2 separate regions of the Homo sapiens genome follow, and region 2 is linked to region 1. A link is an interaction called in ENCODE POLR2A ChIA-PET data of the cell type or tissue named here. Cell type or tissue: PC-3. All regions are shown on one strand. Each heading gives the region's core, and the rest is flanking DNA. Links, peaks and the distances in the headings are about the cores only. Region 1 has its middle 15 kb from the start of ANKRD45. Region 2 holds the start of LOC124904456 (a long non-coding RNA gene).

Evidence for each region. Peaks named below come from ENCODE experiments on the same cell type or tissue, not always from the same donor. Only the 100,000 strongest peaks of a DNase experiment are listed, where the experiment ranks them.
Region 2: POLR2A ChIA-PET joins it to region 1 with 9 read pairs; 2 of 35 experiments call an interaction of 5 or more read pairs at or near these places.

Annotation. Positions count from the first base shown.
Region 1 is chr1:173,682,536-173,687,917 of GRCh38, reverse strand. It overlaps a transcript of ANKRD45 not described here. Among named protein-coding and RNA genes, the nearest start is that of ANKRD45, 15 kb to the right of the region's middle. In PC-3, for the core only: no CTCF peak of the experiment used is centred there; no DNase peak of the experiment used is centred there.
Region 2 is chr1:173,492,796-173,498,177 of GRCh38, reverse strand. It overlaps LOC124904456 (a long non-coding RNA gene), which reads left to right and starts at 2,707. Exons shown (of 2, transcript XR_007066738.1): 1 at 2,707-3,070. RefSeq lists an enhancer at 894-1,188 and a silencer at 5,302-5,382. In PC-3, for the core only: no CTCF peak of the experiment used is centred there; no DNase peak of the experiment used is centred there; H3K4me3 peaks cover 243 bases.

The sequences.
Region 1 (5,382 bases), core at 115-5,114:
TACTACACAAAGGTCCGACCAGACCTAGGAGGAACTCCCTTCAGGACAGGATGATAGATGTTTCCTCCCAGGTGATTGAGGGAAGAAGACACAATCGGTATTCAGTAAGTGATAAGGAAACTCTTGTAGAAGCAGAGTTAGGAAAATTACCTAATAATTGGTCTGCTCAAATGTGCGAGCTGTTTGCACTCAGCCAAGCCTCAAAATACAGAACCAGGAAGGAACCATCTGTACAAATTCTAAGTTAATTTGGACTAAAAACAAGGTCGTATTAATAATAAAGAATAATTGAAATCCCAAACTTACAAGGTTTTCAGCAAAAGTAAAGTTTGCTAAAAGTTAACATGTATTATCCTAACTTCTAATCTTGTGGCCTTAGACAGTCTAGTCCACAGACATGAAGGAAGTTTGCTTTGGAAAAGAATAGTTATCTTCAGAGAAGAAAAAAGGGGTGGGGGGGGGGTAGAATTTATATAAAAAGGGATGTTATATGGTAAATTCTTGTCCTAAAATAAATTAACTGGTTGTTTAAATAAAAGGGATGTTTGTGACAAGTCAGAAAGTTGAGGCGTGTCAAAGAATTGTCTGTGAAAGTCAGGAAAAAAAATTATAAAAGGGAATTTATGCAAGAAATGTTGTATAATTTAAAAGTAATTAGGCCTCCTGAATGTAAAACTATTGAAGAAACAGTTTATGTGCAAGGTGTGTAAGGAAAGTAAAATATACTTTTGGTAAAAGGATTATAAGGATGCATAAGAATGTGGATTTTTACCTACATTAAAAGGTTAAAAAGTATATATTTTGTTTTAAAGGTTTAAGCAAGTTTTAAAACATTAATTGTAAAGGAAATTCTGTGTGTAAACATATTGGCTAAAGTTAAGGGGGTGTCATCCAGTTTTTCTGTGAACTGGACATTAAAAGCACAACAGGTTTTTCTTAAAGCACTAACCTGCTCTGTAACAAAAATTATAAAAGGTTAAAAAAAGTCTATAAAAATCTTACCTTCTGGTCAGACATTAAAAATTGGATAAATATGTCTACAAGGTTGTATTAAAATTAAGTTTAACATTAATAACACACTAATATAAAGGTGAAATTTAGCTTATCTGGTATAAAAATCATACAGGAAGCATTGTCAAATATAAAATGGCATTTGGCTTTCTTTGGTCTAAAAACTAATAAAAATAGGTGCTAAAGGAAATTTCTCAGTAAGAAGGCACCAAGGACTATAAAGTCCACTGCTGATGTCTCCACATTTAAAACAAAAGGTCAATTTCTTAGAAATTATATACTTGGTTTATCCTTCACTTTCCTTTCCCTCAAAACTAAGTCTTTTAGCACAGGTACCACCCCAAGATTTTTTGGTAAACCAGCACCAGCCTGAGGATCATGTTCTCATCAAAGGGTGGAAAGAAGGAAAACTCAAACCAGCATAGGAATGACTCTAACTTGTGCTGCTAACCACCAAGACTGCTGTTCGTACAGCAGGAAGGGGATGGACTCATCACACCCAAGTCAAGAAAGCACCATCCCCTCTAGAGTCGTGGGCCATAGTCCCAGGGGAAAACCCTACCAAACTAAAGCTAAGAAAAATTTAACTTTAAATTTTCATCTATCCTATTACTCTTTCTTCTTATCTCATTCTATTGCTGACCATCTAGTTATTAACATAACCAAGTCAATTTTGCCTCGAACTATTGCATTTAATGTTTGCCTTGTTATGCCCTGTAGGGATTTGCCAAGTCAAAGATGGCTCCCTACTTCAGAAAAGTACCTCTGTCCCTCCTGACTCTCCTCAGGCTGGACATTAGTGAATTGGGACCATTTAATCCGGGGAGATTTCAATAAAGACCCCAGTGTCAATCAGGAGTCTTGCTCCCTGATGTAGAGCTTTTATGCTGTAGTTGGTCCAACATTCTGTGGACCACTAAAGAGCAAGAATGGACTGCCCCAACCGGTTTTTGTAATTTCCTAAAACCATACATTCATTTTATTAAAGGAACAGCCCTCCCCCGCTAACTGTCAGCTAAACCAGTGTAATTCTATACAGGTCATTATCTGAAATCCTCAAAGTTCTTCCCCTTTTCTAAGCCGGTTCCCTTCTTTAAGCTGGTTTTATGGTATGGGGGCTGAGGTTTCAGGGACAAACCCTATTAGATTCTTTGAAATGCATTTATTTGATCCCCCACCCCCTGCAACTTCCTCTAAGCCTTCTTCCAAAACCTCTCACAATGGAAAAATTGCTCCTCCTCCATCTAACAACAAGACCAAGATAGCTATAGCTATCATAGGAGTTAGACTTAAAACAAACTTTGGCAATTAGGATACCAAGATGCAAATGCCTGGTTGGAATGGATCAAATATTCCCTCCACACATTAAACAAAAGCAATTGTTATGCTTGTGTGCATGGTAGGCCAGAGGCCCAGATTGTCCCCTTACCACTAGGGTGGTCCTCCAGTTGACCAGGCATGGGCTTTATGGTAGCTCTTTTCCAGGATTCTACAGCCTGGAGTAATAAGTCATGCCAAGCTCTCTCTCTGCTATATCCTGAAGTCCGGCACCCTGTGGGTCAGCCCCCGAGGGCATCCAGCTTCCATCTCCCAATACAAAGTTCACTTTGTGTCTCTCATGACAGGGAGGAAACTTAGTATTCCTTGGAGACCTGAAGGGATGCAGTGAGCTTAAGAATTTTCAAGAGCTTATCAATCAGTCAGCCCTTGTTCATCCCCGAGTGGATGTGTGGTGGTATTGTGGTGGATCTTTACTGGACACTCTCCCAAATAACTGGAGTGGCACTTGTGCTTTAGTCCAATTGGCTATCCCTTTCACTCTGGCATTTTATCAACCAGAGGAAGGAAAAATAAAACATCGTAAAGCAAGAGAAGCCTCTTATAGGTCTTTTGACTCTCACATCTATTTAGACACAATTAAAGTCCCACAGGGAATACCAGATCAATTTAAAGCCCAAAATCAAATAGCTGCAGGATTCAAGTCAATATTTTGGTAGGTGACAATTAATAAAAATGTAGATTGGATAAACTACATCTACAACCAACGGTGATCTATTAACTACACTAGAGATGCTGTTAAAGGAATACCTGAACAATTAGGGGCTACTAGCCAGATGGCTTGGGAAAATAGGATAGCCTTAAACATGATATTAGCAGAAAGCGGAGGAGTTTGCCTCATGATTAAAACTCAATGTTGCACCTTCATCCCAAACAACATCACCCTTAATGGAAGTATAACAAAGGCATTGCAAGGTCTAACTTCTCTGTCCAATGAGTTAGCCAACAACTCAGGGGTAAATGATCACTTTTACAGAATGGCTAGAAAAGTGGTTTGGTAAATGGAAAAGAATAATAGCCTCAATTCTTACTTCCCTCACAGCTGTAATGGGTGTACTTATTCTTGTCAGGTGCTATGTCACACCATGCATCTGTGGGTTGGTGCAGAGGCTCATTGAAACAGCACTTAATTAAAATATCCCTTAACTATCCTCTACCTTACCCAGAGAAGCTTCTTCTTTTGGAAAATCAAGCAAAGCAACTAAGGCAAGACATGTTAAAAAAAAGTTTGAAAAGACAGCTGTAAGGAAATACAAGGGGAGGGGTTGTTAGGTATGAGTTCTAAATTTCTTTTCAAATAATTAATATGTCAGTATGTTCAATCCTTTGCCTTCTACTTTTAAATTTAACTTCCTCATAAAGCAACCTTTTTTGATTACCTACTCCACCCTGTCTCATTCTGATTACCTACTCCACCCTAACTCATTCGGATCAGCTGCTCCACCCTAACTCATTCCGATCAGCTGCTCCACCCTAACTCATTCTGATTACCTGCTACCTGCTCTGCCCTGACTTCTGCCAAAGCACTCACCCCATCATTCTCTTTAAATTAGCCAATTGGAATTAGTTTAGCCCATGCGGTCTAACCCTAGCCAATAGGGGAATGACACAGCAGGAAGGGCCACATGTGTCAGGGATAAGAACCCTTCCCCTCCCTTGTTCAAGTGTGCGCTCACCATTGCTCCATCTGTAAGGGCACACCCTTCTATAGAAGTACCTGGTCTTGCTGAGAATTCAAAAGAAAATTTTATATTTGAGTGCTGTTTCTTCTGCAGCACTGAAACTTTATATATAACACCGCCCTGGGCACGTGTCATCAGGACCTCCTGAGGCTGTGTCACAGGTGCATCCTCAACCTTTTCAAAATAAACTTTCTAAATTAACTGAGACCTGTCTCAGATTTTTGGGGTTCACATCTTGGTAACCACAAAGGGATTCTGACTGGAGGTGCTGCTGACCTTTGACAAATCAATGCTTGGTACCAGCATGAGCTATCTTAATGGTTCAAATGGATAGGACAATTTGCTGAGGCCTGGAAACACCCCCTCCAGAGAATCTCTGATCTCCCCAAATTTGTTCGAGATCTAAAGTTTATTTTGCTATACAACTCTTTTTGTTGTTGTTGTTGTTGTTGTTTTGGAGTTTTACTTGCTTTCAGCACAAGGAAGGCAAGTTTTTTTCTGCTTCCATGATGATGGAGATAGGTAACTCCTTTATGGAGTTTGAGCTCACTTCCAACAGGGAAGATGAATTTTTTTTTCCTGCTGTTAGGATGGTAGAGAGCAGCCTTCAGCCTGAGACCCATCTTTAGGTAAGTAACTGTAAGTAACTTGGCTAAAGTTAAGATTAACAACCAGCTGGTCTTAATTTCACCTTACCATTAGAGTGCTCAGTAATCATATAAGTTGTGTGATCATTTGTTTTGCCTAACTGTTTTTTGTTGTTTGTTTCTGTTTTTGTTGTTTTGGTCTTTTTCTCATTGGGTTTGATCAACTCCATCTGAACTTGATCAAATCCGAAGGGAAGTTCCAAATTATGGGGAACAAGGCCTCTGTAGTGGCTAAATTCCCACACAAAAAAAGCTGGTGTGGTGAGGGGAGAAAAATGGCCCGAAAAAGAAAAAAAAAGAGAGAGGCAAGATTTTTTATTTTGACTACTAAAAGGGCCTTATTTACATAACAAGCCTACCTTTTTGCTAGCCAGGCCAAACTGAAAGAGCAATGGCTGTACTTCTGAAATAGCAGCAATTTGTCCTAGTTGAAATATGGTAACGAGATTTAAAAAGACTTTTTTTAAAAGGAGCTCAATAGTTAAAGTCAGCTTAATTAGAAGCTAACATCCAAGATGTGTGTGTGTGTGTGTGTGTGTGTGTGTGTGTGTGTGTATTTAAAAGGCCTTCGTGGTTTTTTCCCTCTCCTAGAACCTCGTCCTTTTTCTTTTTATTTGAGCAAAAGCTTTTTTTTCTTCTCAGTTGGCTAAATTCTTTTTTCTTCATTTACTTCTGCTGCCTCTCCTTTCTCTTGCACCCTCTGC
Region 2 (5,382 bases), core at 304-5,303, 190 kb after region 1:
ACCTGTTCTATTTTATATTCATGAACATTCCAGCTCTTCATGAGAGTTCTAAAAGTTGTTTTCTCTATTCTGATGTTATAATCTCCAAAGTTATCAGAAAAACCTGCATTTAAGAACACCTGTTAGAGTTCTATAATTGATTATAAACCACCTTCTAAAGAGGATTAAAACAAAGTAATAATTGTCTGTGGCTGACAAAATGTTTTAGGGCAGCCACAATCAAAGAAACAATTGACAAGGAAATTTGTTACCTCTGTGGCATACAATGATTTTATGCAACAATTATAATTGTTACTGATAATGTACACTAAGTCATATCAGAATTATAGGAGTTTCCCATAATTTTGGAATATATACCAATAACACATTTATGAAAATACAGCCCAAAGAAAACCAAACACCATTTTATATTTCAGAATACTTCCTGTATGACTTTCTTACCAAATAAGCCAAATGTCACTGTTGCATTAGTGCATTATTTATGTCAAACCCAATTCTTAATAAAACCTTATAAATAAATCCATCCAATCTTAGTCAGTTTGACCATAAAGTAAGATTCTCATAAGCCTTTTATAACCCTTTACAAGTTTTTGTTAAAGAGCAGAAGCATGGTTTTGCTCTAAGAAAAACCTGTTGTGCTTTTATTCCAATGTTTAATTTATAGAAAAACTGAATAATATCCCTTAATTTAGCCAATGTCCACATACAGACTCTCTTTTATATATATATATATTTTTACAAACCTTCCACATTTGTTTAAACCTTTAGCTTTATTCTATCCAACTTAAAACAATTCTTTAACCCTTTAGGCAAAAAAAAACTACATTCTCATGCCTTTTTATAATCTTTTACCAAAAATATATTTTACTTTCCTTACACACCTTACATGTAAAAGTGTTTCTTCAATAGTCTCAATTACATGTTACAACATTAACTTTTAGTGACTTTTACTTTTGGTGGAAGCCCTGGTTAGTAAGCAATTTGAATTGTGTACTAGGTGTGGAGCCTAGCCCAGGACACACCAGGCAGAAGTGCAGATAAGGGCTGACTCTCCAGCATAGCTAGGGGTGTGGCTAACTCCACATGTTCCCATGCCTTACCTAGCAGTAACGCAGGCAAGTTGTACAGTAGGAGTCATAGTGGCATTTTATGAAGCATTTAGGAGGCCTAACAACCTTTGAATTGTACGACATTTCTTGCATAAATTCCCTTTCACAAATCTTTTCACAACTTACACAGACCATCTGAGACATTCTTGGACTTTCTGATTTGTCCTAAACATCCTTCCTTTTAAACAACCAGTCATTTTACTTTAGGACAAGAGTTTACCATACAAGATCCTTTTTTATATAAAATCTCTTTTTAAATAATCTTCTTTGTATAGGTAGGGTACATGGCTAATTTCACATGTCCCCAAGCCTTATCTAGAATCTAATGGCTTTAAGGTAGGTAAATTGAACAATTTTTAAAAGTCAAAGAAGCAATTTATGACCTTAAAGCATTTAGCAAACTTAATATCTGATCTGCATAATTTAGACTGAACGTTTTTATCAAAATTTTAAAGCTGTTTTTATTTCCCCAAAATTATTAAAGTTACACGAACTAAAAGGCATTACAGTTTTTATTTTGCTTTCAAAATATTTGATTTGTGTTTATTTTTGTTTAAGCCAATTAATGAGTTCTTTTATATAAACATTACACACAACACATATATAGCTACACAGAAAGACAGAAGATTACTACAGTAGTAGTAAAATTTTTCATTTGCCAATTTTTAAGTTTTGTAATTGGATTACTGGCTTTAGGGTGGAGCCCTTGGAAGAAAAGGGCCAGGAAAGAGGTCTCTGGTGCCTCCTATTTTTCCCAAGGAGTCCAGGCTGTTAGAGCTTGAACTGATTCTAACCATAGCACTCTTTAATAAAGTCCTTTTAGAATTTCTTATGCCAAACGGCCGATATTTCTGGCTTTTGAACTTTACCAAAGGTAACCTCCCGGGTGATTAGAGAAAGGAAAATTTAAGACAGTCCATGGAGGAGAATAGAACAGACAAAATCATGCAGATATTAAACCAGAAACAACTCACTTCCTAGGTGGGGAATTGAACCTGGACTGCAACTGTGAAAGTGCAAAAACCTTTGTTACTGAGCTACAGCACAGGGCAGTCTCCATTTTCTTTCCCAGAAGGAGTTTAGAGTAGTTGATTTCGAGCTCGCAAAGGCTTTTAACTATTTAATATGATTTTTAGAGCTAACTATGACATGAACCCTAAAATTCCTGTTCCCTGAAGGCGGAGACCAAAAGAATGTACCGCCACGTGGTTAAAAGGTCAAGCTCCCAAGGACATAAAACAAGGTGGAGACTTCATCCAGTTTTTTTGGTTTGTTTGTTTTAGGGACCTGCAGCCAAGTTTGCTACTGACCAGCCTGCTGGGTCTTCTTGAAAAGCAGGCTTACAGGTGTTCTAAGCCCATGTTTTATCCTGAAGTACCCCTCAAAACAGAAAAACAAATTTATACTACAAAATACATCAGCTTAAGACTAGCCCTAGAATTCTTTTTCACATTAATCAAAACTTTACAGAGGAAATAAACACCGTTTTTGTTTGTTTGTTTTTTACCATTCATTTAACCATTTGCACAGAGAGAGAGAAGCCAGAAAGCTGACTGGTAAGAAATTCTTACCCTTTTGCTGGCATGCCAGGCTTCTGGCTTCCCTTTCCTTGAGCGGCCCTAGTGATCTGGCTTGTGGCACCATTGCCCTGGGGACCAAGCCGCATCATAAAGGAAAATTATTTTTTTCATTCTGACCAGAGCAAAATACATGTGATAAAACATAGACATTAGCCACTCTGCTTAGCACCCAATATCAAACTGGCAAGGCTTAAATTTGCCCCCAGATGTGCCCTGTCATCTTTAATCCAACCTCTGACTTAGAGTTTCAACATGTGGTCTCTGGACAAGATGGCTGCCATGAATAACGAAAAGATAGGAAAAGAAAAGTAGAGCCAGGAGCAGTGGCTCACACCTGTAATCCTAGCACTTTGGGAGGCCAAGGCGGATGGATCACCTGAGGTCAGGAGTTTGAGACCAGCCTGGTTAACATGGTGAAAACCTGTCTCTACTAAAAATACAAAAATTAGCTGGGCATGGTGGTGGGTGCCTGTAATCCCAGCTACTAGGGAGGCTGAGGCAGGAGAACCACTTAAACCCGGGAGGTGGAGGTTGCAGTGAGCCGAGATCACACCACTTCACTCCAACCTGAGCGAAACAGTGAAACTCCATCTCAAAAAAAAAAAAAAGAAAAAAGTAGAGAAGGAAAGTATGCCTGTGGCAGGGTGGGGAAGGTGAAGAGCTTAGGGAGGCCAGAGAAACCCACTTATTCCATCCGACAATGAAAAAGTTCGGGTGGCCGCTTGTCGGTAGCAAACAAGTCTCTTCCAGCAGTCCCATTAGCTCTCAAGTTTCCCCTTTTAGGGATGGAAAAGTTCCCCATGTCCCATGATCCTGTACATGCCTAATCCTGTCACCCACAGCTGTCAGCAAAGAGTGCAAGGCAAATTAATACAACGAGAATAGCAGTTAACATTCCATAGTACCAAACCTGTTCTTAGGGACTTTACTGAGAGGGGCCTCTAACCAACCCCCTAAATCTTAGAAGGGACTCTAACCGTCCTAAGTTGGGCCTGTAACCCAAGGTTGGTCAAACGTCCTTGCCTTTTATTAAGAGAGGCCTTTAACCCACTCAGTCTTAGGAGAGATTCTAACTCCCCTAAGGTGGGCCTCTAACTCAATTCCATTCTTTACCTGGGTACCCCACCACTTACCCCAAGTCATCCAATCAGTGCTGCCGTCTATTTTCCTTGGGTTTTGGGGGGGTCTCCTCGGTATTGTCCCTTTTGTGGTTACATCCAGAAAGATGTTACTGGACCCCACCACTTACCCAAAGTTAGCCTTTGGGTTGGGGGTTTCTGCAGTACAGTCACTTCCCTTGTCATCAGAAAGATGTTACAGGACCCCACTACTTACGCAAAGGTAGCTGTTGGGTCAGGGTTTCTGCACGATAGTCCCTTTGTGGTCGCCAGAAATACGTTACAGGAAAGGGGTGCAGATCCAGACCCCAAGAGAGGGTTCTTGGATCTTGTGCAAGAAAGAATTCAAGGCCAGTTCACAGTGCAAAGTGAAAGCGAGTTTATTAAGAAAGTAAAGAAATAAAAGAATGGTTACTCCATAGACACAGCAGCCCCGAGGGCTGCTGGTTGCCCATTTTATGGTTAGTTCTTGATGATACGCTAAACAGGAGGCAGATTCCCTTTTTAGACCATATAGGGTAACTTCCTGATGTTGCCATGGCATTTGTAAACTGTCATGGCACTGGTGGGAGTGTAGCAGTGAGGACGACCAGAGGTCACTCTCGTGGTCATTTTGCTTTTGGTGGGTTTTGGCTGGCCTACTGCAACCTGTTTCATCAGCAAGGTCTTTATGACCTGTATTTTGTGCTAACCTCCTATCTTATCCTGTGACTCAGGAGGCCTTAACTGTTGGGGAACACAGCCCAGTAGGTTTCAGTCTCATTTTACCCTGCCGAGACCAGCTCGGTCAGGGAGACCCTAACCCAGCAGCGCTAGAGGAATTAAAGACACACACACAGAAATATAGAGGTGTGGAGTGGGAAATCAGGGGTCTCACCGCCTTCAGAGCTGAGAGCCTCGAACAGAGATTTACCCACATATTTATTAACAGCAGGCCGGTGATAAGCATTGTTTCTATAGATTATAGATTAACTAAAAGTACTCCTTATGGGAAACAAAGGGATGGGCCGAAATAAAGGGATGGGTTTGGCTAGTTATCTGCAGCAGGAGCATGTCCTTAAGGCAAAGATCGCTCATGCTATTGTTTGTAGTTTAAGAACGCCTTTAAGAGGTTTCCACCCTGGGTGGGCCAGGTGTTCCTTGCCCTCATTCCAGTAAACCCACAACCTTCCAGCGTGGGCGTCATGGCCATCATGAACATGTCACAGTGCTGCAGAGATATTGTTTATGGCCAGTTTTAGGGCCAGTTAATGGCCAGATTTTGGGGGGCCTGTTCTCAACATTACCCAGCTCCTATTTAAGATGGAGTTGCTCTGGTTCACACACCTCGGACAGAGGTAAGAATAGAAGGGAATACAAGAGAAGAAATCAAGTTCAAACTATTAAGAAACTTCTATACCTAGCTTAATAAGGCAGTATTTCTCAGCATGGTCCTTGGAGCATCTGTGTGTCAACAAATATGAGGTGTTTCTGAACATTACAGAAACCTGACCACAGTGGCATAACCACATAGGGGTTCATCTTTCCAGTTTAATAGGATGTCTGGAAATAGGCAGACAGGAGTGGTGCAGCTGC